Regions from separate parts of the Homo sapiens genome. Here region 2 is linked to region 1. A link is an interaction called in ENCODE POLR2A ChIA-PET data of the cell type or tissue named here. Cell type or tissue: GM12878. All regions are shown on one strand. Links, peaks and the distances in the headings refer to the core of each region. The heading gives the core; the rest is flanking DNA.

Evidence for each region. ChIA-PET counts read pairs that join two places held together with the same protein. Peaks named below come from ENCODE experiments on the same cell type or tissue, not always from the same donor. Only the 100,000 strongest peaks of a DNase experiment are listed, where the experiment ranks them.
Region 2: POLR2A ChIA-PET joins it to region 1 with 5 read pairs; 2 of 35 experiments call an interaction of 5 or more read pairs at or near these places.

Annotation. Positions count from the first base shown.
Region 1 is chr2:217,433,413-217,448,908 of GRCh38, reverse strand. DIRC3 (disrupted in renal carcinoma 3) reads left to right here. Exons shown (of 13, transcript NR_186301.1): 4 at 14,793-14,961. Among named protein-coding and RNA genes, the nearest start is that of DIRC3-AS1, 160 kb to the right of the region's middle. In GM12878, for the core only: no CTCF peak of the experiment used is centred there; DNase peaks (open chromatin) are centred at 8,684 and 9,863; H3K27ac peaks cover 1,646 bases.
Region 2 is chr2:217,607,208-217,622,703 of GRCh38, reverse strand. All of the region lies in intron 2 of DIRC3 (disrupted in renal carcinoma 3), which reads left to right. Among named protein-coding and RNA genes, the nearest start is that of DIRC3, 180 kb to the left of the region's middle. RefSeq lists an enhancer at 12,361-13,068. In GM12878, for the core only: no CTCF peak of the experiment used is centred there; a DNase peak (open chromatin) is centred at 7,993.

The sequences.
Region 1 (15,496 bases), core at 6,927-10,926:
GGCAGCTAGCAGCCTTCAGGGCTGCTCTGTGTATGGAGTAGCCATTCTTTGATTCTTCTACTTACTTAAACTTGCTTTCCCTTTACTGTATGGACTTGCCCTGAATTCTTTCTTCCTTGAGATCCAGGAACCCTTTCTTGGGGTCTGGATCAGGACCCCTTTCCTGAAACACCAGCGGCAGATTTGGTCATTGAGCGTGCTTCTCCCTTCTGCTGGGGGGGCGCTCCCCCTACCTCTCCCCTGGGCTGCCCCTTGCTGCCATTCTTGTCCCAGCACTGACATCCAGTCCTCCTAGGGGCCTTTGCTCACCTCCTGGCACTGCCAGTCACTCTCTAGCATGCCACTTCCTTCCCTCTTTGGCCTGGATTTTTTTTTTTTTTTTTCAGATGGAATCTAGTTCTGTTGCCAGGCTGGAGTGCAGTGGCGCCATCTCGGCTCATTGCAACCTCTGCCTCCTGGTTTCAAGCGATTCTGCTGCCTCAGCCTCCTGAGTAGCTAGGACTACAGGCGCCCGCCACCATGCCCAGCTAATTTTTGTATTTTTAGTAGAGATGGGGTTTCACCATGTTGGCCAGGATGGTCTCGAACTCCTGACCTTGTGATCCACCATCCTTGGCCTCCCAAAGTGCTGGGATTACAGGCGTGAGCCACCATGCCTGAACTGGCCTGGATATTTTATCTTCTTCAGAGTATTTAGCAGCAACTAAATGATTATGCCGGTTTGTTTACTTGTTTAGTTTCCATTTTTCCTTTTTTAAAAAATTATTATTATTTTTTTAAAGACAGAGTCTCACTCTGTTGCCTAGCTTTAGGCTGGAGTGCAGTGGTGCAATCATAGCTCATGGTAACCTCCAACTCCTGGGCTTAAGCAATCGTCCTGCTTCAGCCTCCTGAGTAGCTGGGATGACAGGTGCAAGCCACCATGCCTGGCTATGTTTTACATTTTTTTTGTAGAAGTCAGGTTTTGCTATGTTGCCCAGGATGGTCTTGAACTCCTGGCCTTAAAATGATCCTCCTGACTTTGCCTCCTAAACTGTTGGGATTACAGGCATGAGCCATGGTGCCTGGCTGCCATTTTTCTTTGTAGAATGCAGACATTTCTTCTAGGACAGAAACATCCATTCTGTTAACATCTTGTGTTGCTTTCCAGTAACAAACCTGTGCCTGGCTTGAGATAGACATTGAAAAATCATTTGTTGAATTTTAAAAGTCCACTGAAGTTGACTGAAGATGAACTTGAAATCATTTGTTGAACTTTAGTGCGCTTTAGATGACTGATGATGGATTTGAAATGAGCCTCCTCCACACCATGGGCCATCTGTGCTGTGGGTATAGGGCAAACAAAAAACAACATGGACAAGCCTCATGCCGGAACTCAGTCCTGGGTGGCCAATACAATGAAGGCCAGTGACGTGTTGACTTTCCTGTACTGCCGTCCTTCCCAGAGTCCTTCCCCTCACACTTGATGTAAATCCAGACTTTCCATCAGGCCTCTTTATATCCATCACAACCTCCCCCCACCCACCGCAGGAGAAAGGAAGATATCTCTAAAGGCTTTACCAGAGGTCCATGCCTTTTCCTGCTGGCTGCTAATCTCACCTTCTCCTGACTCCTCTTGAGCTCTTTGGAGAAAGCATCTCTCCTTCTCCCCTTGGTCTGCCTGCATGGGAAATTCTGAGGCATCAGAGCTCCTGCAATTCTCCTTGAGAGAAGAGAGAGACCACAGCTTCTTACAGACCTCCAGAGATGCTGGGATGGATCTCTGACTTGGCTCCCAATGTCCCCTTGTACTCAATCCAGTCTCCTCAGCTTGAGCTTTTAGGACAGCGTCTCTCCATCACCTCACTCCCCCAGCCCCATTTCACTATGTGCCCACTTCCCCTTATGTTTGGGCTCTCCTAGAATGTTTCCTGGTCCTGGTCTGCATGCCCAGCTCTCATGTGAATATCCCCTGCTGGCCGTAGTTCTCTGTAGAGAACTATACCTGCCTCTTTTTATTCTGGATTTCTCATTCACAAATCCTTACTCAAAATTCTTCCTGTGGGAGGGCTTTCCTGACTTATTCACTCTGACTTTCCCTACTTGACTAATTCCATCTGCCCCTCCAACTTGTCTGTCTGCCCAGAGCCACCTCCACAGGATCCAGGTGTGTCCAGATACTGGTAGGTATCAGATTTTAGGTCCCTATTTAATCTTCATGTTTGATGGAATTTTCTTATGGGTAAGAAAATAATTTTTCTGTGTCTGGGAGGGCAGTCTGTCTATGTATTTTTTTCTTTTTTACTAATTCTTTTTCTCTTTCATGGTCATCACAGTAGAGTGTAAACTGGAAGACCATGAATGAGTAATCATGGTTCCAGGTTTGTTCCTTCTTATCATTCTTGCCAGCCCCAATCCTGCTCACCCTCTCCATAGCCCTGTGGCTGACCAGTTGCAAATTAGATAAATCATCTTGAGTCCATCAGGAATCCTTCTTTTTAAGGTGTCCTAGCACAGGTTTGCAGGAGAAAGAAAGCAGAAGGGGAAGGAGTGGGCAGGAGAGGAAAGCACCTCTGACCTCAGGGGTCTTACAGTTTATCAGAGAAGGGGAACAAGCCATAAAGGAACAAACATAAAGGAAAACACTTAAAGAAGATTGAAGGAAGCAGCTTGGAAGCCCAGAATTTTGGCTTCTGGGTCTTTGTTTCACCCACTATTGACTGTCCTGGCAACCGTCTAGGAATATTTCAGAGTCACTTGGGTAGAGCCCGAGAATGAATCAAACATCTCTTTTCATAGACCCACCAGGCTGGCTGAGAGTGGTGATGGTCATTCTGTCCATCCCCTTGCCCCTAGGCCAGACCACATCAATTCAGCCTGCCCAGTCAGGGGTATCTCCCATTTCCAAACCTCACCGGAGACGGATCCTACCCAGCTCTGTCTGCTCTTCCTGCCCCTGTGGTTTTGAGCCTTGGTAATGAATGGCTGAGACGGCTGCATTCCTTGGACAGCCTCTTAGCCCTGCATATTTGTCAAGGACTCTTGGGAAGGGAGCTCAAGGGGATCTAGAGGCAAAGGCCTGTGTGAGGCTGCCCAGCCATACTCAGCTTTTTCCACTGGGCGTCTCAACTACAATCTGTCTGTGCTCCAAGGTGGGGAGGTGGTTCCCATTTGCAAGGGGATGAATGCTGGTGTTTGACTTATTGCTGTATCAGGGCCCAGAAGCTGTGGCAGAGAAAACATCTCTTTAATTTGGAAAAGAAAAAAAAAGACCAACTTTGAATTCCACCTGCCTCCTCAGTCTTCAGCATCGTTTCCTCTTCCACCCTACTTTTCTCACCTCTCCACGTGGGATGACAGCCCACCAGGACAGGCCTCACTGACAGCCTTGTCTCTGCTGGGGTCCCACAGTTCTGTTGTCCTGCTGGATGAAAGGCTGTCAGCTGATATTGCTCAGTGCTGAGAACTGAGGTTCTAGTGGGATGAAGAAATGGTCTTGGGTGAAAGGGTCACATCAAATAAGTGTTGGTCGAGGCCGAGATTTATGTATTTTTAAAAACAGATACCTCTGCCAAGTTTTCTTTATGTCTTTCCTATAGAAAATCTAATTTCTTCTAGACCACTTCAGCTTTTTCTATTCTTCAGAGTGACCCTATAGAGTTTGGTGGTCAACCATGCAGTCACTGATGGCAAATAAGAAGCAATGGATACCACATCTGTGGTTTCCTCTGTTAGGACATGCTCCCCACCCTGAACCCTGCACCACACCTCTGGCTATCACTAGCCTCATTCCCTTGGGGCCTTCAGGTCTTAATTCAGCCCAGGTAGTTGCTCCTCTTACATGCTGCCTTTGCAGTTTCAAAGGAGGGGAACTGAGAGAAAGTGGTCACACAGAGATCAAGAGGGGAGGAGACTTTAGGCAAGGAGTGCCTCAATGCAGTTGATAAGCATCCAAAAGTTTGGATTGGGTTTATAATTCAGCAAGAAATCAGTAACTTCCTGGAGAGAAATTTCAGGGGGCTATAAAGTCAGAAACTGAACAACAGGAGGTTGAGTAGCAAATAAGAATAAAGTGCAGACAGTGCCTTTAGACAACTCTTTCAAGAAATGACCTATGAAATTAAAAAAAAAAAAAAGTAAAAAAGGCATTAGCTAAAGAGGGGGAAGTGGAAAAGGAAGATGATTTATTTCTGTAATGTGAAGATGGAAGTGACCTGAGAAATGTAGTCTTGGGCTATTCTGTATTCTGTGTGTTCTTTCTTTACCACATCCAGATCCACTCCTTGCCCTACTCTGTGCCCTGAGAGGCTGACCTTTCTTGACTATGTTAAGGGGTCCCTTGCAGTCTGATTTCCTGTTGAGTTTGGCCCATGGGAAGCAGAGGAACAAAGGGCAGGAGAAGGAGTTGGGAGTATTTACTCCTTGGTCTCTGTCTTTACCAAGTTAAGGTTCAGTAGTGGACCATGTTCCTCTATCAAAGGCTGGCACTCCTGCCAGGCAGCTCTCTCCTATAGCACAGTGATAGTTCTCTACTAGGCCTGTTGTTGTTGGCTTGGGAGCTTCACCAATCCTTTCCAATTTATCTTAGCTTGGACTACATCTTTGCAAGCAGTCCCTTTAGTAAACTCTCCTCAATTACCCCCTTTGAGTACAACATCTGTTTCTTATTGGGGACCTGACTGGAAAAGGGGGGCAATTAAAGACCCTGTTTTTATCAGAAGCCTCCAGAGAATGCCAGGAATACAAAGAGAACCATTAGAGAAGCTGTAACAATAGAGGGAGAATAGAAATGGGAGAACTTTAGTCAAAACCATGTTATCACTTCACGTTTTGAGGCCTTTACTCTGCTTTTGACCCATCACAGTGATCGGTAAAATACAAGCCATGTCAATGTAGTTGAATCTCCAGCCCTGTGGGGCCACGGGTCAAAAAAGTAGGCAGAGGAAGCTGCATATGCAATTCTGTTAGTTTAAAATTGGGTATAGAAATCCCCATATTTCTGCTTTTGCTGTCAAGTCATGAAGAGGCTGGGGAAAAATGCTGCAACATGAATCTATGGCTTACATAAAACTGCATGTCTAGGAAGGCAGAAGAAGGTGGAGCACAGCCCCTGAGGGAAGGCCTGGGTCAAGGCACCGGCTAGCTTAGAGACTGATATGGTTTCTCTGTTTCCCCACCCAAATCTCATCTTGAATTGTAGCTCCCATAATTCCCACATGTTGCACAAGGGACCTGGAGGGAGATAATTGAATCTTGGGTGTGGTTCCCCCATATTGTTAGTGCTAGTGAATAAGTTTGAGGAGATCTGGTGGTTTTATAATGGGAATCCCTTTTTGCTTGGTTCTCATTTCTCTCTTACCGGCTGCCATGTAAGAAGTCCCTTTGTTCTTCCTTCATCTTTCACCATAATTGTGAGGCCTGCCCAGCCACGGGGAACTGTGAGTCCATTAAACCTCTTTTTCTCTATAAATTACCCAGTCTCAGGTATGTCTTTATCAGCAGTGTGAAAATGGACTGATACAGAGATTAAATCTGATATTCCTAATATCACACCAAGATAGAAATCCCAAACTGCCCATATATAACCTGAAGTGGACTCATAGAACATGAACCACAAAACCAAAATCCGAGACACGTGAGGAATATTAACCATAAGACAAGCACTTAACAAAATAAAATGTGGGAAAATAAATTCACGTCAGATGAAATGAAAATGATAGGACAATTTGAAAATGATTTAAAATGAAGTCTTTAGGATTGTCAAAGAGATAAAGTATAATAAAAAATTAAAAGATAAAATAAGAAATGATGAAACAAAAAAGCAAAAATTAAACCTATATAAGAGAATATAGTAACAATAGTAAATTGTGTACTAAAAAATTGCTATTTTAAAAAATAATAAATGGAATAAATTCTGAAGTAGAGTTTAGAGCAAACAATAAAAAGAGAGTATTTAAGTGGCAGTGATAATTAATTTTATGTGGCAATTTGACTGGGCTATGGGTTGCCCAGATATTTGGTCAGACATTATTCTGGGTGTTTCTGTGTGGATATTTTTGGGTGAATTTAACATTTCAATTGGCAGAGTAAAGCAGATTGCCCTCCATAACATGAGCAGGTCTCTTCAAATCAGATGAGTAGGACTGAATAGAACAAAAGCCAATCTTCTCTCAAGTAAGAGGAGATTCTCCAGCAGATCACTTAATAGGACTTCATCTGCACCATCAGCTGTCCTGCATCTCAAGCCTGCTGGCCCACACTGCAGATTTAAACTTGAAAGTCTCCATAATTGTGTCAGACAATTCCTTATAACAAATCTCTCTCTATATATATACACACCATATTGGTTCTGTTTCTCTGGATAATCTATTACAATGGGAAAATAGAACTCAGAAATATAAACAAAATATAGACAAAAAGAAAAATTATACATATATATGCATACAAACATATTAATGTTTGTATGGGAAGTTAAGGGGAATAGAAATGGATTGAGAGACTCCAGTATGCATCTGATTAGGAGTTCCAGGGAAAAGAAATAGAGAATGATGTAAGTTTCCAGAATTGAAGTCGTGAATCTTTTGGTGAAAGTTCATATAAAATGCAAACAGAACAAATGAAAATAAAACCACATCTATTTACACTGTAGTGAAACTGTAGAACATGAATAATAAAAATAAATGCATATTAGAAGCTACCAGAAGGAAAAGACAGCTTACTCACAAAGGATTAATGATTATATTCACAAAAGAATGATCTTCAGCTAGATTAGACCCCCATTGCAGATGAGTTGATATCTTCATAGCAGTAAGAAAAAAGTCAACCTAGAATTTCATCCCAGCTAAATTAATCAATTGTGAGGGCAAAATAAGGATACATTAAGTTACAAAAAGACTAAGAAAATTTACTGCTCCCAGACCCTTGCATTTAGTTCAAGAAAGAGAAAAGAGAAATCAGAGAGAACAATTGGGAGCAAGAGAGAAAAATTTGTAAAGTAGTTCAGTAAAAGTGCATTAACTATTAACTACATAAAAATAAATTTTGTATTAAAAAATGGGGCCAAAAGTCTAGACAATAGCATCAAAGAATGTTGGTGGTAGGGAGTGCTCAATAAACTAGTTAAAACATACTAAGATTTCTGTTTTGTTTAAGAGGATTCTAGAAATTATGAATAAACTTAGAACTTAGCAAAAATTTCTGTGAGGTCAGGCACTGCACAGTATTTTGGTCAATGATGGACCACATATATGATGGTGGTCCCAGAAGATTATAATACCATATTTTTACCATACCTTTTCTATATTTAAATATGTTTAGATACACAAATACTTACAATTTTCTACAGTATTCATTACCAAAACATGCTGTACAGGTTTGTAGCCTAGCAGCAATGGGCTATACCATATAGCCTAGATGTGTAATCAGCTATACCATCTAGGGTTGTATAAGTACACTCTACGATGTTTGCACAATGACAGAATTGCCTGATGAGACATTTCTCAAACATATTCCTGTTGTTAAGTGATGCAAGACTGTATATATATGTATATTTAACAATTTATCGGTAACCATTAAAATATAAGAAATACAGGCCGGGCATGGTGGCTCACACCTGTAATCCCAGCACTTTGGGAGGCCAAGGCAGGTGGATCATGAGATCAGGAGATTGAGACCATCCTGGCTAACACAGTGAAACCCTGTCTCTACTAAAAAAAAAAAAAAAAATACAAAAAAATTAGCCAGGCATGGTGTTGGGCGCCTGTAGTCCCAGCTACTTGGGAGGCTGAGGCAGGAGAATGGTGTGAACCCAGGAGGTGGAGTTTGCAGTGAGCCAAGATTGCGCCACTGCACTCCAGCCTGGGCGACAGCGCCACTGCACTCCAGCCTGGGCGACAGAGTAAGACTCCGTCTCAAAAAAAAAAAAAAGAAAGAAAGAAGGAAAGAAATACAATGTAACGTGTAAGTCAGAAGCTGATTGGTGAAAAGGCGTTGATGTGGAGAGAATAGCTAAAGCCCTATTAATCCAACACAAGACAGGGAAGGAGAAAAAAAAAGATTTAAAAAAGAAGCATAAAAGTAGAAAACACAAAAGAAGTGAAAATAAACATTGATTTACTAAAAAGCAAGGAGCAGAATCTTATAAACAGTATGGCATCATTTATTTTTAAAGTTACCAGGTACACAAAACAATAATAAATGTTTTTGTATAAAAATGTACTAAAAATATAAAAACTCATGGAAGTGGGATACATATCTTTATGTGTGGGGTTACCAAAAAGGGGAAGAAAATGAGGGGATGGGGCTTCAGTTGTATTTTAGTGTTTAATTTATTTTTAAAAGGCCTGAAACATATATGATAACATTAATATTTTTCAAAATTTTGGTTGTGGCACATGTGTGTGCTTTAAGTTGTTCTCTAGAATTTTTTATATCCTGTATTAGAAATACTTCACAATTTTTGAAGGAGAATAAAATGAGAAGTAGAACTATATGGCTGCGGAAACAGAATTAGGACCAGTATGAGTTTATGGCAATGGGGGATTTCTTTAGATCTGGAGAATTATTTGGACAGGACTCTCTAGGTCACAATCAGGTAGACACAGGCTGAGGCTCTGGATCACATAATTTTGTACTCACAGAGGTTTTGCTTTGTTCTATTAATAGCTAAGAAAGTAAAAGGAATACTTTGTAAGTAAACCACGGGCTAGGTTCTAGAACAAGTTGTGAAACTGAGAGAAGTTTGGCCCAAGGAGGACCAGAAAGGGGGTGTTTAATTCTCTCACTATATGCCAGGCTGACTTGTATACATGTGAAGTGATTGTGTAGAATTTCTTACCTAATATTTAGAGTATATGCTGTGTTCAAGCCTCTCTGCTAAATGTTTGACCTGTGTTATCTTCTTAATAATCTTCAGCCTATGAGCACTGTTTTGATTGCCTTTGTATTTCATTAAGAGACAGTATGAGGGCCTTTCCTCTCAGAAGTCCTCTCTCTCACACTAGATAGAGAGCTGTTTTCCTTTCTCTTTCTTCTGCCTATTAAATCTCCACTCTTAAACTCCTGGGTGGTGGGGTGGGGGGCGGGGGAAAGAGGCAGTATGATGAAGTGATTGGGGTCATAGACTCTATAGTGTTAGATCACAGCATTGCTCCTCACAAGCTGTGTGATTATGGCAGCTTACTTAACTTCTCTGTGCCTTGGTTTATTTATTTATTATTTTGAGACTAGGTCATGCTCTTTAACCCAGGCTGGAGTGCAGTGGCACTAACATGGCTCACTACAGCCTCAACCTCCGGTGTTCAAGCAGTCCTCCTGTCTCAGCCTCCCATGTAGCTGGAACCACAGGTGTGCACCACCACTCCTGGCTAAGTTTTTTGTTTTTTGTAGAGACTGGGTCTCGCTACATTGCCCAGGCTGGTCTTGAACTCCTGGGCTCAAGGGATTCTCCCACCCCGATCTCTTGAAGTGCTAGGATTATAGACATGAGCTACTGCACCCAGCCTCTCTCATTTTAAAAGTGGGGAGTAGGAGTATTTATCTCACTGCGTTGTTGTGCAGCTTAAATCTGTTGATATATGCAAAGACTTAGGAGACTGATTGGTATATAGTAATCTCTATATAAGTGGTTGCTATTATTATTTGCTATTCTGAGTGAGAAAACAAAAATCCAGAGAGATAAGGTAACTTGAAAAAGCTCCCAGCTAGTAAATGGTAGAGCTAGGCCTCAAATCCAGGATTAATTAACTCTAAATTCAAGTACTTAATTGTTATAATATTCTGCCTCCTCAGGAGACATAAAAAATATAGAGACATTAGAAAACAAAAAACATCAGAGTTACTGGAGAGAAGTAGGGTGAATCAGAAATACAGGAACAGAAACTTTGTGGCAGAAATCTGGATTTTCTCTTACAGGGTAGCAGACAGAGCTGTGAGTCTACCTATCAACACACTCCCCCTTTCCTCTCTTTTAAAAGGCCTACTGATGGGTTCAGGCCTTTGCCTTCCTCTGTGAAGTTATGAACTTCTGGAAAGATGGAGCCCCTCTTCAACTCCAGAACTTTATTTATGGTTGATCCGAGTCAATAGTGGTCCTGTTCTTCTTGATAGGAATTGGTTTGGGCACGGGCAATAAGATGTGAGAGAAGGCCTTATCCCATGGAAGGGTTTCCATGAAAGGTGTATTCATGTGCGAATAGATGAGCTCTCTTTTCTGTTGGATGTTGTGGTGTCTGGGTGTCTTGGTCTTTTGGGCTTCTATAACAAAATACCATAAACTAAGAAGCTTATAAAAAACAGAAATTTATTTCTCACAGTTCTGGAATCTAGGAAGTCCACGATCACGGCACTGGCAGATTCAATGTCTGGTGAGAGCCTGCTTCCCAGTTCATAGATGGTGCTTCTCACTGTGTCCTCACATGGTGGAAGGGGCAAGACAGGTCTCTGGGACCTCTTTTTTAAAGGCACTAATCCCAACCATGAAGGCTCCACCCTCATGACCAAATCACTTCCCAAAGGCCCCACCTTTTAATATGATCACATTAGTGGTTAGGTTTCGACATAGAAACTTGCGGGGGACACGAACACTCAGACCATAGCAATGGGTAAGACTATGGTAGTCACGTTTCACCAGTAGATTAGCTAACCCAAGGACGAGCCCATACATGAGGGTGCTAGAGCAGGAGGACAGAAAGAACCAGGGCCTTGTTGATGTCTGTGAGCTTTGAATTCACCAGCCTCAGAATTGTCCTACCCATAGACTTTTGTTATAGGAGATAATGTTTTCTTAATTGCTCAAGCCAGTTGAGATATATTCTGTTACTTGCAGCCTGAACCATCCAAACCAGTTCAACTACAAAATCAAACTCTTGCTATAAGAGGAGAGAAAGAAATAGTGCCATGGTATCTTTAGGTGTGTGCCTAGAGGGGCGGCCCCAGATCTATGGGTTTGTTTCCGAGAGTGAGGATGGGTTGTGGCCCTGCAGGGTTGCCGCTGAAGCTGGTTTCTCATGTTGTGTTGGAAAAGGCCATTCTGGGAGCTGGGTCACGAGCTCCTGGAGAAGCAGAGTTCCCCAGCCCTTTAAATGGAGGAGCTCCCATAACAACCAAACAAGCAGGATTCCAAGCGGGAAGATAACAATGATCTTGGAGCTTCTCCCTACTCAGATTAGATGCATGAAGGTAATAAAAACCACCCAAAAGAAACTGCAAAAAGAGGCCTTGGGAAGCACATTCAAGAGGGTGAAAAGGAAGAACAGAAGGAACCCGTGGAAAGAAAATCTTCCAGACCAAATGATGGTCCAAAAATAATGAGACCAAAGTTCAAAAAAGTAATTTAAACCAAATAAGGCAGGGAAAGCCTAGCCAGCAAGGGGCGGGCTCACTCTGCAGGGAGCAGGCGAGCAGAGGGGATGGAGCTGAGCAGAGTTCAGTTCAGGACAGCCCATGGGTCAGAGGGAACTGAGGAATGTGCCCGCTGCCCAGGTCAGCAAGGGGGGCAGCATCAGATGGCATGCTGTCTTACCTCCCCTGCCCCAAGGGGCCTGGAGCATTGCCACCACCCTCACTGGTGATAGGGCTGCTTGAAGTTGCAGAGCACAACCCATCTGGGTGGGTTTGCCGCCACTGCAACAGAGAGCCTGTGGGACCAGGCAAATGAAGGAAGCCTTACTTGCTCATAGCCAAGCTTCTTTTCAGGTTCTATTTTATATTTTATTGCAACAAAGAATTCCAGGGCCATACTCTGAGCCAGGGATGATGGGTGCTAAGCTCATTAACTGCCTGCTCAGTTTGTGGACTTGTTCCTGCTGAATCTGTAGTCCAGGTACTGCCAGTTTCTTAGTGTCAGAGCCCTCATAGGGTTCATTTGTGCATCCTGCATGTGGATATGTGTGTGCATTTACCCAGATTTTTAAAAAGCTTTCTATTTACCTTTTCTATTTAGCACATACCCTCTTCCATACTTAAAACTCCACACCTTCTACCACAGCTTTTAGAGTGATAGCACTGGGTTACAATACATGTTTTCGCAGGAATTGAGCATTTAAAGAGGTACTAAAGTGAACATGAAGAATTTAAATTCTAGGTAAACAGCTCTCAAAAGCTCTCTCTTCTTTGTGCTTTCCCTGATTATGATATCTGATATTTATTCTTATGACAGAGGACAAACTAAACTGTGTATCACAGTCACCGATTGATTCACTCTGCACCACTGGTCCCCAGTGGCATTTGGGGGCAATGTGATGTCTTTTTCTTAACTCAGGGCCCTCTTAGTCCCTCCTTGTCCCTCTCTGGAGCACTTATGAATTCTTAGGTCCACTGTTCAGCCCGGGCAGGCCATGGAGTGCAAGCAGTGCTGCTGGAGGCTTGCCTAGCTGGTCACTTTCCTGCTCCACCGCTAAAGTTTCCGCCCTCACTCAGGCCATGCTGAACATGGCTCTGTGTGGGGCTCTTCCAAGATGCTCCCAGTCTCCCCTAAGCTGTGTTTGGGAAACAGTGTCGCTGGTCTCCTCCTCCAAATATTCTCAGGTTCCTTCCATATCTAGTTGGAAATGTTCACTATGCCTCCTTCTGATCTTGGGGTTCACCTCGGGAGTGGGGAGATTAGGACATGTAAGTCACATCTCTCTGCTGTATTTCTGTCTTTCTCTCCTGCTCACAGCCCCCTTGGGATACACAGATAGGTTCCCTTTCCGCTCTGGTCTTCAGAGTAGGGTGTGTGTACAACATTCCTTTATTTTCTTCCCACCTGGCAAGTGATTTGCCCGTCCCTATTTCCTGAGACATGAAGGCAAATAGGGTGCAAGGAATGAGAACTTGTTTTCACAGATAAGTGAACATGACCTTTGAAGTGGTTAGAAAAACACAGCAATCACACTAGCATACATAGACCCTTGAGGCTGGCTGGGAGCCCTGTACAAAAAATAAAAATAATAAATAATAAAGGCTGCTTTCTGGCTGAGAAGGGAAGGGAAGAGTGAGGATTGTCAACAGTATGGGGGTAACAACTCCACAGGTTCTGCAAGTTTTTCTCTCTGAAAAAGAGGACTCTTGACTTTTCCTGCTTTGCTTTTAATTTCAAAACAGCACACATACTTTCATCTCCCACAGGATGTTCCTAGGAGCAATAACGCCAGGGATGAATTTCTTCCCATCACATGAGCAGGATGGCACAATGAAGATGCCCCCGGGAAAGACCCTCCTATTTTTTTCTAATTCAGAAAAAGCAGAAGAATAATATGATACACATATCCCCTGCTCATATTTAAAATGTTCACTTTTTGTCACTTAGGCTTCAGATAGTATATCTCACAGTTAAAATTGAAAACCATTTTGTTCCTCCTCTCCATCCTAGTCTTGCTTCTTTCTCTCCAGCGATGACCACTGTCAGTAATTTGATATATACTATTCCGGTCCATGTTTTTATTAGCTCATTACAGATTTTATATATCAGATAATAGATGGTATTGCTTTGTAGTTGTAAAATTTTGGCTGAATAATACACTGCATGAATTGTTTTGCAATTTGTTTCCAGTAAACAATATGTTTTTGAACTGTATATTTTCTTGCATATAGATACAATCCCTTCCTTTTTTTTTTTTTTTTTTTTCCTGAGATGGAGCCTCGCTCTGTCGCCCAGGCTGGAGTGCAGTGGCATGATCTCAGCTCACTGCAACATCTGCCTCCCAGGTTCAAGCAATTCTCCTGCCTCAACCTCCTGAGTTGCTGGGACTACAGGCACACGTCACCATGCCAGGCTAATTTTTGTATTTTTAGTAGAGACGGGGTTTCACCATGTTGGCCAGGCTGGTCTTGAACTTCTGGCCTCAGGTGATCCTCCCGCCTTGGTGTCCCAGAGTGCCGGGATTACAGGTATGAGCCACCACAACTGGCCAGTCCCTTCATTTTAAACTGCATTTAAGTACTCAGTTTGTGAATACAAATATCTATTAATTCCTCACTAAAAAATATTCGTTTTTCAATCTTTTCTCCCAGGGTTTTATTTTTAATAATAGGAACAATTGGCTCTACCTAATACTTCAATTTCAGCCCAAAATTGGCCAGAAGACATCGTTGCCTTAGAGCAGCCTGTCTTCCAGTTGACACTGAACTGCTGTCGACCGGAAGATGGTTGAGAGTCCACATGTGCCCCCAAATAGTTGCAGACTGTGTGTGCAGGGCCTGATTCTGTTCTCTTCTCTGGAAAATGGGATCGTAACTGTTTCTATCTTCTTGGGCTGTATGAGGGATTGGTGGTGTGGAGCTTGTACCACAGTGTCAAGCAGACACCCCTGTTCATGCTAATACATACAGTATTTAATGCCTGGTATAGACCTAGACCCCTGACTCCCTGGCCAGTTGTTTTTCAAAGACACTCCCTGCCTGTGTTACCACTGTTGGTAAGACCATGTCTCAAAGAGTTAATCATCTGGAAGACAGAAATCTAACCACAAGAGGCAGAGGCAGTAGGCTGTAGAGTTAAGTGGCAGGCTCACAACCCCAAGTGCTGTCAGTACTCACAGCTTCTTCACGCCAGCAGCTGTCTGTACTCTGGATTGTTTTGAGCGTGTCTTTGCAGGGCTTGCTTGTGCCTGCCAAGTTCAGCTGCCTGCAGAAGCACAGCTCAGAGCCGTCCCTATAGGCCTAGTCCTTGCACAGGTCTGGCCAATCAGAGCTCTGTTACCAGGCAGAGCCTCTCTCTCCAGCTCTGGTCACTGTCAGCCTAGCTGTCCAGGCACCCTTCTGCAATTTTCGTTTGAATTGATTTTTTTAAAAGCACCTGATATACACTTTTCTTCTTATTCTTCTCCTTCTAGTCCTCTATTCAAGGCCCTACCACAGAGACACACAGGAACGGAACTCAGAATCACAAACAAAGAAACTTTGATCCAAGAAAGAAAATGATCTTTAAAAAGACCCTCGTTTCATGCTGGCCGATGCTGAGAAAATCTGCTCTGAAGGATATTTGGAGACACTGATTAAAAGGTAGTACCATCACCACATATTTAACTTCCCCCTCTTTTTCCTCTGCTTCTAGGAGTAGAGAAACCAACAAAACCAACCGGAGAGAGATGGTTTCAAACAATCTGTCCCCCACCCCACCACTATTCACACCTTTCACAAGGGCCCAGCCACAAAGCCAGTGCAACATGACATCAATCATCAGCAAAGTGGAGGTGACAGACCCTGCCTTTCCCCTCTTATGGCATATTTGCTCATCTTCTCTCTTCCCCACTCCTCTCTGATAAGAGAAAGGACGAAAGCAAGGCAAGCGCATTCCTGAGCGGGAGCTGCAAGCGCCCAGGCTCATGACTACTGAGGAGCACACTGGAAGGGGAGAAAAGGAGGGGGGAAGATTGAGGGACCAAGATGGCGGGATAAAATGCTGTGGATGGAAGGGCAAGTTCTCCTGGGGTAGGAAGTATGAGGGGTCAGGGAGTTTGGGATGCCAAAGAACAGGAGAAGATTGAAAGTTTAATAAGCAACCTTGACATATGCTATGGCACATCCTAAAATGTTA
Region 2 (15,496 bases), core at 5,886-9,885, 170 kb before region 1:
TGCTGTTACAGGAAAAATAGTGTTCTGCAAAATGTATTAGGATGCTCTGGGAGCCAGTGGGGAAGGAGCAGAGTGGAGAGTAGGAAAAATATATATCTAATAAACACACTCACATATAAACACTCTGCATGTACTTACACCAAGCACGTTCACCAGCCTGCTGCCGTTTCCCCCAGCCCCCACCACCAGTGGTGGGAGTCGAAGCAGACAGGACAGAATGATGTCATCCCTAGGACACTGTCCTTTCTCTTGTCTCTCTCTCCCTCTCCTCTAGTTCTGTATAAACACAGCTGTTTGTGAGGAATGCTGGCTTGGGAAAACATAAACTGTCTGCATTAATGACCTTTCCTCCCTGCCAAACACCCCTTCCTACTGAACGTGGGAGACTGGAATGCTTTCAGCCCAGCAGGCCCATTGTCTTCATGTCTGCAACACCAGGTTTTTTAGCTTTCTGCTTGGGCCTGGGGTGACCAGACTCAGGGACCGTACAAAGCCCAGCAGGGCAGACAGAAGTTCATCAGCACTCTGGTTGCAGGTGATACTTCAGACCACCTGTGAAAGATTCCTAGGGGACTGCAGAGAGGGGAGGAGGGCGTCTCTTTTCTGGGCTTGGGGAATGCAGGGTGGAGGTTGGAGGGATAGCAGGGATCCACAGTGGATACAGGTGCTCCCTGATCTGCCAACTTTGCCCACTGGGAAGCCAAGGGGGAAGAAAATAGCAATGGTGGGCTTTGGCCCTCTACTTAGTGTCAAGCTATCGAACTGGGCATTAAGGGCAACCCCACCCTCATCATAGCAACTCACCCCAGCTTCCACTGCATTTACAGTCGCCATTTGGGACCAAGAGCCTTTTATCCTTTCAAAGAGTAGAACACAGGGGCAGCTAAAGGGAGAACCCAAGCTTGAACTCATGCAGTCCAGTTTCTTTTGAAATCCCACAGTACTGTGGTCCATAGTAATTTATTGACGGTGATTTTCCATTTCCAGATGGTGACCTTGGGGCCTTGGAGGTTAGGATGGTTTTTATTCAAGCTACTGAACTTGGCATTTTGGCTGAGTACATGTTTGCTTCCTGGCCACTTGCCCCCAGCCCAGTCTACTAAATCTCTCTCTGTGTCCCACTTTCTTACGTGGTTTTGTGACCACAGCTGCAAAGAAGTAATGACTGCTCTCTGGGCCTCCCTTTCCAAGGGTCAGGCACCTTAGATGGGGCCCAGGACAGCTGCCATTGTGGAATGAATGGGATTCAGTGCCAGAAAGGTGGGGGTGGGTGGGGAGCTAACAGTCTTCTGAAGTCTCCTCTTGGGTTTCCATGGGGAGAGAAGACAAGCCTTCACCCACGTATTCATGCTAAGTACAAATCACAGAGACATACCATTGGGCTACTGGTTACCTCTCTTGCCTACAAGTTGCCAAGAAAAATGCAGGTCTATAACCCACACTTACGGACTACCTGCTGTGTGTTGGGCAGGGTACTAGATGCTTTGCATCTGTTCCAATTTTATCCTTGCAACAACACAGTGTTATTAGGTAGTGCTATTTTATATTTAACAATGAAGAAATTGAGAAAGGTAGTTTCAGAAACACTATTCAATGAGTCAGTGATGAAGCCAGGATTCACACCACTTTGAATTTTAATGTCTATCCATTCCAGGAATTCAGAAGGAGATTGAAGAGGTAGCAATGAACACAATAAACCAGATAGATAGACAAAGGCGGCAATTGCCTGTGTGAGGTGATTTGAGGGATAAAAACAACATCCCTCACCTTCCCAAATATTCCTCTTACAGCCTGAAATCTATTACAGTCATTCCTTTGAGTTAAGCATTGCCCTCTGATTTTGCTGTGTTTTTGAATGCAAATATTTTTAGAGAGAAAATCATTTGGCAATTAAAATGCTTTATTAAAAAATCCTCATTTTCTTTTAAAATGTTTTACTTTCAATTAATTGTATTCCTTGTAAGGTAATACTTAACAGAAAGTAGTTTGTATCAGAAAAAATGACTGGGGGGGGGACCTCTTAAGGGAGTTGAGAAGTGTTAATCTTTGACATTTACTATTATAAGTGCATTTTAAGTAATTCCTAGAAACTGATAAAATCTGTTAGGAGCAAAGGATCTCTCTCTCTCTTTTTTAAGTAGTAGAAAATTGTACCCTTCTGATCTGAAAAAGAGATAGACATGGCTGTTAACTTTCTGAGATATACCCACATAATTGTAATCCCTTGGGATTCTGCTTCAAGGAAAGAAAAAGAAGGAATTTGAAAGATAGGTCGGGCTGAAGCTTCAAACATTAAAAGATGAGATGATATTGGTAAAAGCACTTGGACGAACCCTAGAGTTAAATGAATAGCAGCTATTATTATTCCTCCTAAGAATTATATTGACAATGAAGGAAGAAAATGAAAGAAATAATTTCCTAAGGCAGTATTTCCCAAGAGCTTTCTGCAGACCCCTATGTCTTGGGTTTTTAATATGTGCTACATGAATGCAGTGTTTTCTGGTTAACCACACTTGGAAAACACTGGGTTAAACAAAGTTAAGCATGTTTCTTTACTATAGGAGTTATCAGAACTTTTAAGATATAGGTGTGCATGGTAATTCTCCCAGGGGGTAGACAGTATAGTATAGAGGATTTCCTAAATCTATTTGACCAGCATAGAATCCTTTTTTGAGGAGTGGGGGATGGGGGTGGCATCTCATAAGACCAAATATTCCCTGGAACATAGTTTGAGAAACACAGGTCTAATCAATAGTCATGCTGGCTATAAGAGCTTTTGACACTAAGATGTCTTGAGGCCTTAGAAAAGCAGGGCATTATATTCCCAGTTAAGAGGGGACAGGGAGTTATAGATGTACAGACAATTATTCACATCCATATCAGTGAATAAGTACAGGGAATTGAATAAAAAGGCATTTTGACTGGGCCATTTAAGTCCATTTCATCTCTAAGATGTGCCAAGGTCCCAAGCTTCAGTAGAATTGTGTCAGAGAGACAGGCATTGGGCAGTAAGTAGCCCCATCCTCCCACCCTGCTAACTGAAGGCTTGCCTCGGGTCTCTCTCTTCTCCAAGTCATTCTAGTCACTACTATTAATCTTGGCAGATCTTTGATCATGTCACAACCCAAGGTATGTAAAATTAAACTCAGGTTCTCCAGTCTGACATGTAGAGCCCCTCACTTTTTGGCCCTGCAATTATGACATGGTGGTTTAGATGGTCTGAATTCAAATCCTAGCTTCACTACTTAATAGGGATGTGAGCTTGGGCAAATTATTTAACTTCTCCATGCCAAAGAGAGATTTAGTAGACTGGGCTGGGGGCAAGGGTCCAGGAAGCAAGCATGTTCTCAGCCGAAATGCGAAGTTCAGTTTTTTCCACCCGTCAAATGGGAGTGGAAGCATCACCTTACTTACTTAACTGAGTCATGAGGATTAAACAAAGACCACCTGTCATATATTAAGAGCTCAATGTTGTTATTGTTGACATCTTACCTGGTGTACTCTGAACTCTGGTTCCAGCTGAAAGCAGAGACTCACCATGCATTTCTCCATCTTTGTTCATGTCCTTTCCTCCACTTAAAATGCCTTGCCTGTTCTCATCTTTGCCTGCAGAAAAAACTGCAAGATGTATCTCCATGCTGCTTGCTCCATAAGACCTTCCTGGATTTCCCAACTTTCCCTCCTCTAAATCCCCCACATCCCTCTGTAGGTTTCTGAGACTTTGATCATTCAGCTTTGTATTTTTGTGTTGCGTAATTTATTTTATCCTTGGAAAGATGTTTTATTTGTCTTTGATTTTCTGATGCCTGGTGTAATGTCCTTTATCGACTGGATTTTCACTGAAGGTTAGCTGAACTGTTTAATTTCAGGGCATTCTACTGAGATACAGATACCCCCTTAGTAAAATTCTCTCTTAAGTCCTTACCTGTACATGCTTCACCAAACTTTTTATAATTTGTCAAGGACTGGTGAAAATGAGCTCTAGGCTAGGCTAGGCTAGGCATAGAGGTAGAAGAAGCCAAGAATATAGAAGAGGATTATATATAACAATTATATGTCTTACATTGTTTTTCAGGAATGTTCCAATTAAAACTATTCTATCCCATTTTTCCTGTTCATGTTCACCATATATATGATTTTTGGCATTTAATAATCCATAGTAGGCATTTAATCAATGTTTATTGATTGAGTGACTAAATAAAAGAATAGACAACTATTGCTCCAGGCCAACCTTCCTGCTACGTTGGGTCCCACAGGCCACGTGTCCTGCACAATCAGGGAGTCCATTTACAGAGACAAGATGTAAAGTTTGACCCCAGTCAGGACAAGGCGAGGATTACTTTAGAAATCATGTCTGAGACATAAGCTGGTTCTGTTTCTAGATGGAAAGAAGGAAACATTTTCTAACTTTTCTGCCTTCTAATAGTGCACAGCCCTTTTCCGTCTTTCGAATGAAAAAGTAGCGTTGCATAGCCGCTGTCATCTCTCACCGAGCTCTCACAGCCCTTTGCACATTCCACAAACCACTATTAGCACTTTTGTCACCACTGATACGTCTGTGCCTTCATTGTGGGGTCCGTAGAACCATATTGGTATCCCCAGCCCTAGGACACAGAGCCTGGCACATAGTAGGTACTCAGCAGCTGATGCTGGGGAATGAGAAAATGTCCTACATGTTTCCCTAAACAGAGGCCCAGCAGTTGCCTCCCAGCTCCTCCTGTGTCTGAAATCTGAACTCCATTAGCAACCCCCTTTCCCTGACCCTGATTTGAACTTTAGTTTGCTAAGCTGAAAGAGAGAAAGACGTAAAATGGGAAGAGGAGCAGACATTTTTTTTTTTTTTTTTTTTTTTTTTTTGCCTCACGGGCTATCCCACCCCCTTTGCCCGTGCATTCCAAGACAGATCAGGACCCAGGTGGAGCTGGCTGCTGTGTACCCCCTTCCCTCACAGGCGGGCAGGAAAGCCTGGCTGGGAACCTCCACGGCCCATCGGGTGTGCATGGGCCATGCTGTGACCTGCGGCTGAACTGCTGAGGCCCGGTCTGGTCTTAATACCCAGGCAGCTGCTCCTGAGGCAGGAGTCCTGGGGGAAGGAAAGACCATGCTAAGGTGCAGCTCCAGAGTGCCACAGTGTAAATTGCTGTTTGCACACTGGAATCATTTATGAAAGGTTGGGTTGCCTGTCCCAACTGGGTAGACCTGTGGAAAGAGGTCCCACACATCTCTAAAAATGCTGAGATGAGAGAGACAAAAACATGCAGGAAGACCAAAGATGGGAAGTCATCCCCTTCCCTATGCTGAGAGAGAGAGATAGAGATATATATATATATATATATATAGAGAGAGAGAGAGAGAGAGAGAGATTAAAGAAGGGAACACCAGGAAATACTCTGATACTATTCATGTATATGAAAATGAAGTAATTATGCTTCATTTTCCTGTAGTCACTCCTCTCCGATTCTAGGTAAACTCTGAAAGTGGGTAGAGCTCCGCAGTGCAGCTGGGACACTGAGGCCAGAGAGAAGCTTCTTGGCTCAAAACTTAGATTCCAGGCATCTCATGAATTCCTCTCCGGGAGATGTGTAACTAAGAATATGTGGTCTGAAGTGACTTCGATGATTCTCTACTCTAATCTCCTTGTTTTTCAAATAGAGCATCTAAATGCTTCATATTTGGTTCCAAAGTGCTATGGTTTGAATGTGACTGTCAAAAAAAACATGTGTTGGAAATTTAATTTCCAATGCTACAGTTTTGGGACATGGGGCCTAATGAGAGGTGATTAGACCAAGAAGGTGGGGTGAATGGATTACTGCTGTTATCATGGGAGTGGGCTTGTTATTGCAGGAGTGGTTTCCTTATAAAAGTGCAATTTTAGCTATTTGGCCTCTCTCTCTCTCTCTCTGTCTCTCTGTCTATCTCTATCTCTTTCACCCTCCACCTTCCACCATGGGATAACGTAGCAAGAAGTCCCTTGCCATATGCTGGCCCCTTGATCTTAGACTTCCCAGCCTCCAGAACTGTAAGAAAGTAAATTTCTGTTCTTTATAAATTATCCAGTCTGTGGCACTTAGAAAAAATAATAGCACAAAATAGACTAAGACACAAAGGAATGGAAAATTATGTTGGGGTTAGGATCCTGGGGGTCAAAGAAGAGTGATTGCCTCCCTTATCCTTGGGTGAAGAGGAAGAGACTCATATGTGCCTTCTAGGAAACATCATGCTATTTTGTTTGGTCTCTTATTCTCCATCTGCTTGTCCGTGTTCACTGCTAACGAGGGATCCTGGCTGAAATGTAGTGGTCATGTGGTGGTGTTGGGAAGAAGAAGGCTCGTACAATGAGATTTGATGTCCCTGTCCCACACAGGGATGGTTCCACTCTCAGAACGAGGCCCAGTCTCTATCTGCCAGAAGTTCTGACAGAAGAGCAGAGTTTCAGCACTGTCTTGTGCCATAGCATAGAATGCATGGATTTCCAAAGGCAAAAAGGACTGGCAGACGACACCCAGTGAGAACTGGAACCCTTCACCCATTCTGCAAGGTGTTTCAGGCAGTGGCTGGAGGCAGAGGATGATGCACTTCCATCTTAGTGAATTTCTAGTGTCTCAGAGCCTCTGGCCTGTCCATAGAGCATAACTGTGCCTGTTGAGGGCATGGCTCTAGCACATCTACTTTCATCCTCTCCTTCCCACCAAACCTGGCCCTACTCTTTGTTGAGATGGTCAGAGGAACAGAAAGGGGATGAGTAGAAGAGAAACAGATGAGGTTTTGGAAATGACCAATGCATTTGTTAGGTGGACTATGAAGGTCAGCTGGGCAAGTGTCATCAATCCTATTTTACAGATGGAAACTGTGAAGATTAGAGAATGTGTTGGCCAAGCTCCTTAACAGTTATAAGAAGAGACACACTAGGTCAAATTCAAATATCATTTCCTGGGGTTTATTTCAGATGTACAAAGGAACGTGGAATAGCGTGGAATGTGGTCACTACAGCAGAGCAGCACAGGGGAGCCTGTGCTTCCAGAACTGGGGGGTACAACACTGAGCAAACACTTCACCTCATTTAGGATTCACCATGATTTCCAGGAACTTGCCTTCTTATATATGAATTTTAATTTACCTAGTCTATGGGTTAGGATGTTTCCAACTTCAAAAAACCAAAAAGAGGCTCAAGCTTATTTAAATGATGGAGACATTTAAATCTCACATAGAGAAAGTCTAGAGGTAGGACAGACTCTCTGCCAAATTTCTAGATTGCTTTTTGTGTGTGTGATTTGCTCTTCTCTTTTCCCCTGGAAGGTTTGGTCTTGGCTCAGGCTGTCTTCCTTCATGGTTTCAAGAGGGCTGCCAGCAGCAGCTGGGGTAGCGTGCTTTCTTATTTCACATATAGGCAGATAGGGAAAGCATGGAATAAAAATCCTTCCTTTCTACCTAAATTGACCAACTTAGGTCATGCCCTCACTTCTGGACAACTAACATTGCCAGGGGAATGCCCTGTGTTGATTGGCCTAAACCTGAGTCCTTGAAGTAAACACTGGTCAGGAAGATGAGATTACCAGAACCTACATCTGAAGGCACACAGGGTAAGAGGGGGAGAGTAGACACTGAATAAAATTGAGGTCTCCTAGGAAGGAGAAAGGTGTGAGAGTTGCTCAACAAATACCCAAGAGAGTCCACCACACCTAGCATTTAAGCATCCCAAGGAGAGCTGTCAGGACCTGTGTGCTTGCTGGGAAGATGTCATGCTGTCCCATCTCTGAGGTTTTTGGTCTTTCCTACCCTCAGCCAGCTGATATGGCTGCTCCCTTCTTCCTGGCCCAAAAAGTTGTGACAGGGTGGCAGGGTTGTTTTTTCTCACCACCTGAGGCATACACTGTTGTAACTTTTGCAGGAAATGACTTCATAAAGTGATTTTCCTCCAAAGGGAACTACATAACTAGCAGGCTCCTAGGGGCTTTCTGGTGGACTGGGTTTCGAAAGGTTCAGCGTCTTACTCAAGGTCATGCACTGCTGACTGTCAGAACCTGCACTAGGAACAGGTCTTTCCATTACACCAGGAAGATGTCAATGTGGTAGAAATGATGTCAGCCCTTTGAGGGTAAGGCTATGAGTAAAGAATGCAAATTTAGACCTTGGGCAAATTCCCTAATTTCTCTAGGCCCCAGTTTACGCACTAATATAGTAAAGGAATCTTATTAGAAGATGTTAAAAGTACCTTCCAATTCTAAGAATACATGAATAGTTTTAGATAATGGGCGTCTTCCAAAAACCTGAAAACACTTGTTCTATTAGATCATTTAACTACAGATTATTTGTTTAAATAGTTTCCCAGGAGTGACCCAGAACATCCTACGTAATAAACCAGTTGTTAAATCATAAACAATATGGACAGGATTCATCATCATTATGCTTCTCAACTGAACATCCCTGGGGCCTTCTGGTTGCTTGGACACTCTGCCTAATGGAGTGTTGTCAGGGATTCCCTATGTGGGTGACCGCCTTTCCAAGAATTAGAAATAACAGACTATAACAAACACTAGAGCTCTGCTGGAAAAAATGTGCTTTTTTTCGGGGGGTAGAATGAAATGGATGAAAAACCAAAGAAATTTGCCTGTGTTCTTCTTTCATCTCCCTTCTTTTCTTGGTATCCTTGTTATCAGCCCCATACCACATCACTGTCAAGTTCTCAGCTTGTGGCTCACTAATTCCTACTTAACTAATTGAAATTTAGAGTGCTATGTGTTCTGGAATATTCATAGGAAATTTTATTTTATTTTATTTTTCTTTTTTGAGACGGAGTCTCACTCTGTTGTCCAGGCTGCAGTGCAGTGGCGAGATCTCGGTTCACTGCAAGCTCCGCCTCCTGGGTTCACGCCATTCTCCTGCTTCAGCCTTCCGAGTAGCTGGGATTATAGGCGCCTGCCACCACGCCTGGCTAATTTAAATTTTAAAGCCTCTAGACATAAAGGAATGCATATAGGAAGTTATAAGTAAGGGTAGCCTAGCATCCCCAGTGGAGCATTCCCCAGTGTTTGTTTTGTTTTGTTTTGCAGCAATTTTACCCCAAAACTCTTGTCCTGGGTCTCGTTGGCTTGTCTTGAGTCAGTGCCCATCACTGTGACTTTGATTGGCCAGGCTCAAATCAGGAGATAAGAGCAATGGAGTTAGGCACATCCAACCAAAAGACTGAGCATGTGAGGCCAAGTGGTTCCCCAAAGCTCATCAACAAAGGGAGGAGGTGACTTTATCCTAATGTGACAGGCCAGTGGGAGGATAGCTCCTACCAGGAAAGCCTTTCAGAACTTGGGGTGTGAGCCCCGGAGGGCAGCCACATGATCATGTGGGACCAGCCTGCTGTTTTCCCTTTTAAGATGGGGCCTCAGAAATGGTGAGGCTCCCTCAGTGTACACGGCAGCGTGGCAGGAAGGCCTCAGGAATGGAGCTGGGGAAGCGGTAACTGTGTTGTTGAATTTAGTTTGGGCTGTGTAGATGGAAATATCCACTGCAGTCTGAGTCATTTTTGCATCTACAGCTCAGAAAGGTGGAAGAGTGCCCAGCAGGAGCCAGGATCTGCAAATAAAGCCGCCATCAGGTGCACCATGTCCTAGTGGCATCTTAATGAGAGAGTGTGGCGCTGTGGTCAGCTGGCCTCCGGGTCATTATAGGGCTCTAGATTTGCCAGCCCCTGCTGTCTGCTTTACCATGGCATATGTCGACTCACACAGGCTGACAATGCACCGCAGCAGGTCTCCAATATACCTATACAGGCTGTCCTCCTTCCGAGCCCTCCTGGTAGCATGGCTGCCTGTCCCCTTTGCTACTTGTTTTGCAGGGCAGGGACAGTGGGATGTTGCCAAAATTCAGCTTTGTTCCGTGGGATTCATGGAGACCTTCTCAAAAACATCTGAGACCACTTCTGATCCAAAGTTTCATCTAGATGGGATAGTGGAGATGAGCCCTGCTCTTAATTTCCAGGGGGCAACTTAGTGACTCTTACCACCTCCCAGGTAGAAGGAAAGAGAATCCATCAGACACCATGATCCTGAGCCTAAAGCCATGGAGAATCACCAAGCATGGATTCCAGTGTCGGGGAAACCTTAACTGTATGAGGGGCATTTTGTTATTTAGTTCTTTTGTTAAATAGTTTGCAGACTGAGGGGACCAGAACCCAGAACTTTTAAAGCCTCAGTTACTTATTCCTTACTTATTCCACCTCCCTGTCAACTTTCTCCAAGTGAAGTGAGAGTGTAAAACAATTTAAAGGCGGGGACAGCAAAAAACAGCATGGGGCTGGGAGCTGTGCCCATTTTTAGGTTTAATATGTGTTTCTCCTCGTGTTTCTTGATCATTGCAGAGTTGGAAATGCTAGAGCCACAGGACACATTGGTCTTCTTTGTTGTTTCTCTTTCTACTTTTCTCCTGGAGGGCAGCTAAACTGAATTACAGAGAAGAGGTATCCCAGGTCACAAGCACGTCATGGCTAAAGAAGGTGGGAGAGAGGTAGGGGTCACACAGACATTATCTTCTAGAAAACTCCAGAGGCACTTCAGGCTCAGGGGAGGCAATTTTGATCCGTCCATGGAGGAATGTTTATAATCCAGAGTTGTTCCACTGTGAAACATGCTGCTTAGTGAGGTAGTGAGCACCTTGTTGGTGGAGGTGATCAAGCAGAGGCTGAAGCACCAGCAGACAGGCTCGCTCCTGCGTAAGAGTCCATGACTCAGCAGAGTGAATATCCCCCAGGCCCAAGATCCGCTGGGCTCAGAAGCTGTCCTTTGTCCGTGGTCCTGGCCTGGCTCAGATGCTGCATCTGAGGCCCAGGAAGTGCAGGCCCTAGGCCAGTCCCTGCAGTGCCTTGCAGAGTGTGTGCACCTGCCAAGACTTCTGCCCAGGTCTCCATCAACCACCGCCTGGATGAATCTCCAGATGGTGACATCCACCTAGCTTTTTGTGCTACTTCCTCCATCACTGCCCCCAAGTCCACAAAGCTACTGATTGTACTTTTACCCTCAGAAAAGACACATATTGGAGGAAAGGGGCTTTAACCTTCTCCCCAAGCCCCTACACAGAGCCTGCTTTTGAATGGTAAAGTTGGAGAAGGGAGTTTTTCATCTGTTTCCTGGTATGAGACCCATTGGATTGAACGCTGGGCAGGGCAAGAGTGAGAGTGAGCAGGGAAGGGCAGACAGACCTGTCTCATGTCTGGATATGCACCCCAATCCACAGTGGAGCTAGGAATGGGCAAAGTTATCTCTACCTCGCACAGCTCCCCGAGGCCACTAGCTAAGAGAGCACGTGTGAAGTGAGCTCCCTGCAGCTCCACCTGGGCCTTCCCCCTGGGGCCTGTGTCTATCTGTGACTCTAGGGTGGGCTGGTGTGGTTGAATGCTGCACTGGTTGGGGCTGGCGGTGAATTTGGAGGGCTATGAGCCTGTGGACCTTCTCAGAGGACAAAAATGAGGCCTGGAGAGTCCCACAGGGAGCTGGTGGCAGAGCCTGAGCACCTGTGTGCCCTGTGACTTCATGCTCCTTCTATCATGAGAGGCTGGCAAGATGTCCCTGCTGTTCCCTGGGCTGTGTGAACAGGATCCTAAAACATCTGACTGCAAAGGACACCCCTAATTCTCTGGCCCTTCTCCCATTGTGCAGGTGAGGAAATTGAGATTCAGAGAAACAAAATGCTTGGAAAGATGAAGTGACTTGCTCCACATACACATGGTGTTAAGGGTAGGCTCAGGTCACCTGCTCCAACCTCCCTGTCATCCCAAACTGGTAAGACAGCTTTCCTTAGAGCCCCATGGCACCAGACTCATGTAAGGCTAAAAACAACCAAACCAAATTTTCCACCGTACTTTTCCGTTTTCTCAAAGTATTTTCACAGTGCGATCTCATTTCCTCCTCACCTCAGTCCTCCCAGCAAGCAAAAGCTCCTAACAACAGGGCTTAAAGGTTTCCGTTTTGTAAGACACCACCCACGCACAGGCTGTGAGGGCCGCTCTGTGCCAGGCACTGGGTATGTTTGCACACCTGGTGAGCAGGAGGGTCACCTCCTCAGTGGCTCAGGGCGTCATGCAGACAGCTTGGTCACTTGTCTGTCATCCATGTCACTCAGCAAGTCACTGGCAGTCTTCAATCCTTGTCCCTGATGACTGGCTGCCTGGTCTCAGAGCAGGTGGGGCCCCCTGAGTGACGTTGTAAATGAGTGAGACTTCCCACAGGCCCAGAGAGAGGCATTTTCTGCAGCGTCAGGAGGTTTCTGCCACCAGGCAGTTGTCAGCCTTTTAGAATGTGTGCTGTGACCTTTGGCAGATGTCGAGCTGGGTGGGATGGAGCAGGCAGGTGAAGCCATCACCTGCACTGTGCGTGTTGTCACCTTGTATGATTGATTATAAAGGAGCGACCAGGACACCAGGTTGCCACATTCTCCCTCTTGTCCCTCCTTAGTGTCCAAGAGTTGAAGAGTCTCAGGGCTGGGAGGGCTCTGGGCAGAGGCAGGGCCAATGCATCTCCTCCCCCTCATGGTCCTGGCACAGTGTCTGTACAGCCAGGGCTCTAACAATGCCACATGTTGAGGCCCAGCCTCTTCCTGCAGGCAGCACCTGCAGCCTCTTCCTGCAGCCCACAGTCTGCCCTCTCCAGGGCTACATTCACCACCTGCTGTCCTCCTGAGCCTATGCATCCCCTGCCCAGGTGTGCATGCAGGACCTTGTGTAAATCATCTCGGATACAGGGAGATCCAGCCCACACTCCAGGAAGGCAGTGCCCACCTTCCCCTGCACCTGCTCCATCACCTCTCCCACACTCACTGTCCAGAAACTCCCTGTTGCTGCCTGAATCCCACTGGCTGAAGGCGAGTATTTCTTTGTCCTCTAGCCCCCCTTCCTCACCACTTAGATAAGCAGCAGCATGTGGCTCCAGAGCAGAGTGGGCGAGACCCTGGACCTGGCCGTAGTTCTCATGCTGCCTGTCTTCGCTCATTCTTCCTTAAGGACGGTCACCTTCGTTTCCACCTACAAAGCTCTTTGCCAGCCACAGCTCACTTGGGGTTTTATCTGTGAAGAATGTTGAGATGGGATTTATACAGTGGGGAGGAACAATCCAGTAAAGAACAGATACTCACAGAGGTTAAGGGACTGAGCCCATGTCACAAAGCTAGTGGGAAGCAGGGTGGGGTCCTGGTCATTTAACTCCCACTAGGGGCACTTGCCCTCTTGTGTCTTTTCTCGCTGCCCCATGCAGCCTTCCTCCTTCCCCTTGGATTCTTGTCTAGTCCTCCACCTTCATGGCTGCCTTTAGTTTCCACCCACGTCCCTTCCCTTCCTGAATCCCACCTCCCTAAGCACTATTGACAGAGTGGTCCACTTCAGCCATCGAGGGACGCACATGTGTGTGCACACATACACACACACACACACACACACACACACACACACAGACTGAGCACACAAAAAGCAAACAACACCCTGAGGAAGAGAGGGACAAGAGAAAAACACATAAGTAGAGAGACACAGGCAGATGGAGACTGGAAGAGAGATAGGTGCGCATAGTGGAAGAGATGTTAGTTACCTAAACTCTGCTTTGATACTTATTGGCTGAGCCACTTGGGAGAGTCACTTAACCTCTCTGGGCCTCATTTTCCCGTCTGGAAAATAGGCATTGTTTACTTAGTAAATATTCATTAAGTGTCATTTTTTAGGTGCCTAGGCTGTATCAGTGAACAAAATAGTTAAAAAAAAATCTTGCCTTTCTGTGGGTGAGGTGGAAATAAAAGTAAATGCACTAAGTAAAGGATTTTGTATGTTAGAAGATAGATGCTATAGAGTGTTAGTTTGGGTTGACCATAGGATTACATATGTCAGGAAAGAACATTCAAAGAGTTCTTTAAAGGACATGCCTGTGGGAGGTAGAAAGGGAGGCTGCCAGAAAAGGCTCCAGGGAGCCCCCAGTCCACCATGCAAATGTGACCTTGAGTGAGGAGAGAGAGAGAAGGTTGGGTGGAGGAGCCCTGGCTTGCTGAAGCCATGAGGGGGAGTCAGTCCTCAAGCAAAAGCTGGACACCAGGAGTCCCATGTCTCTATGATGGCCTTAGTCTTTGGCCAGCAACTGCCCTGGGGAGGTGGGGTAGCAGCTCCGATACAGTGATGGGTTTCACAGCATAGCAGCTGAGGCCCTTGGTCAACTATGTGACCTGGAGTTGAAGGTCTGTACAGTGCGTTCTCATGGTTGGCACACATGAGAAAAAAGCCTAAAGAATGGAGCAGGGTAAGGAGGACAGGGATTGCTGTGATGTGGACAGATCAAAATTTTAATAGGGTGGGCAGGGTAGCCTCACTGAGAAGATGATATTTGAGCAAAGATTTGGAGGAGGCAAGGGAGAGAGTCGCAAAGATGCCATTGCCATCATTGTTGTTGACATCGTCACACTGCAGCCTTGCAGGACAGTCGAGTGGGTGGTGTGGATTCATGCATGGGAAAGCACTTTGTAACGGCATAGACTTAGCTGCCGGAGAACAAGAACAAACAACAAGGCTATTTGTCCTGGCATCTTGGATTGACATGTCCCTGAGAGAGGAGCTGCTGGCCTCTATCCCATGCCATGTCAGACCTCTCCTCTGGGGAGGAGCAGTCGGGATGACCACTCCACCCTTGGAAAAGCGAGGTATTCTGTTTCCAGGGCATGCTGCTCCCAGGGACTTAGAACTCTCTGAATGGCTGAAACAAACAGCCCCCAAAGTCCCAAGAGGATAGAATCTTATTTTCACCTCAACAATGGGATATAAAACAAAATCTTTCTCAGACAACTAGATGAATGTGTTATTCTCCCTGAAAACCAGAGTTAACAATAGCTGCTGATAAGAGATCATTCTTATCTCTGTGGTATCCTGGCAGATGGAGTTTCACTGCTAACCAAGTGTCTACTGTGTGCCAGGCTCTGTGCTGAGTGAAATAACTTATTTTATTTTGTTGAGTATCTGAGTGTTTATTTCTATTTTTATAAAAATAGGAAACTGATGTGAGGCCCCCACAGTTGGTTAAGTGGTAGAGTAGGGACTCAAACCCAGGTAATTACTTGTCTGAGAGTCTGTCTCCCCAAACCCCTCATCCCTTGTCCCTGTGCTATGTGCCCCTGACAGGAACAGGTGGATTCAATTCATTTCTGCTTGACCTGTAGCATGTATAAGGGGCCCTGCTGCAGGGAGGCTTTCAAGCTGGGTAATGAATGGTCAAGCCACACTCATCCAGCTGTCTGCAGCTTCTGGGTGAGTGGCTGGCCATATGCTTTGGTATTCTTTGGAGCTTCATAAAACTCTATGTTAATATTACCTAAGGGAGGTTGTTAAATGTAGATTCCCAAGTCCTGCCATTGAAAATTCTGATTTAGTAGGTTCAAAGTATGCCCAAGAATCTGCATTTAAGGAGCACTGCTCTGTGAGAACATGCAGCTAGGTGGGTGACCAGCAGGTTGGTGCATGTGGTGGCATTCCTAGGGGAAATAGTCG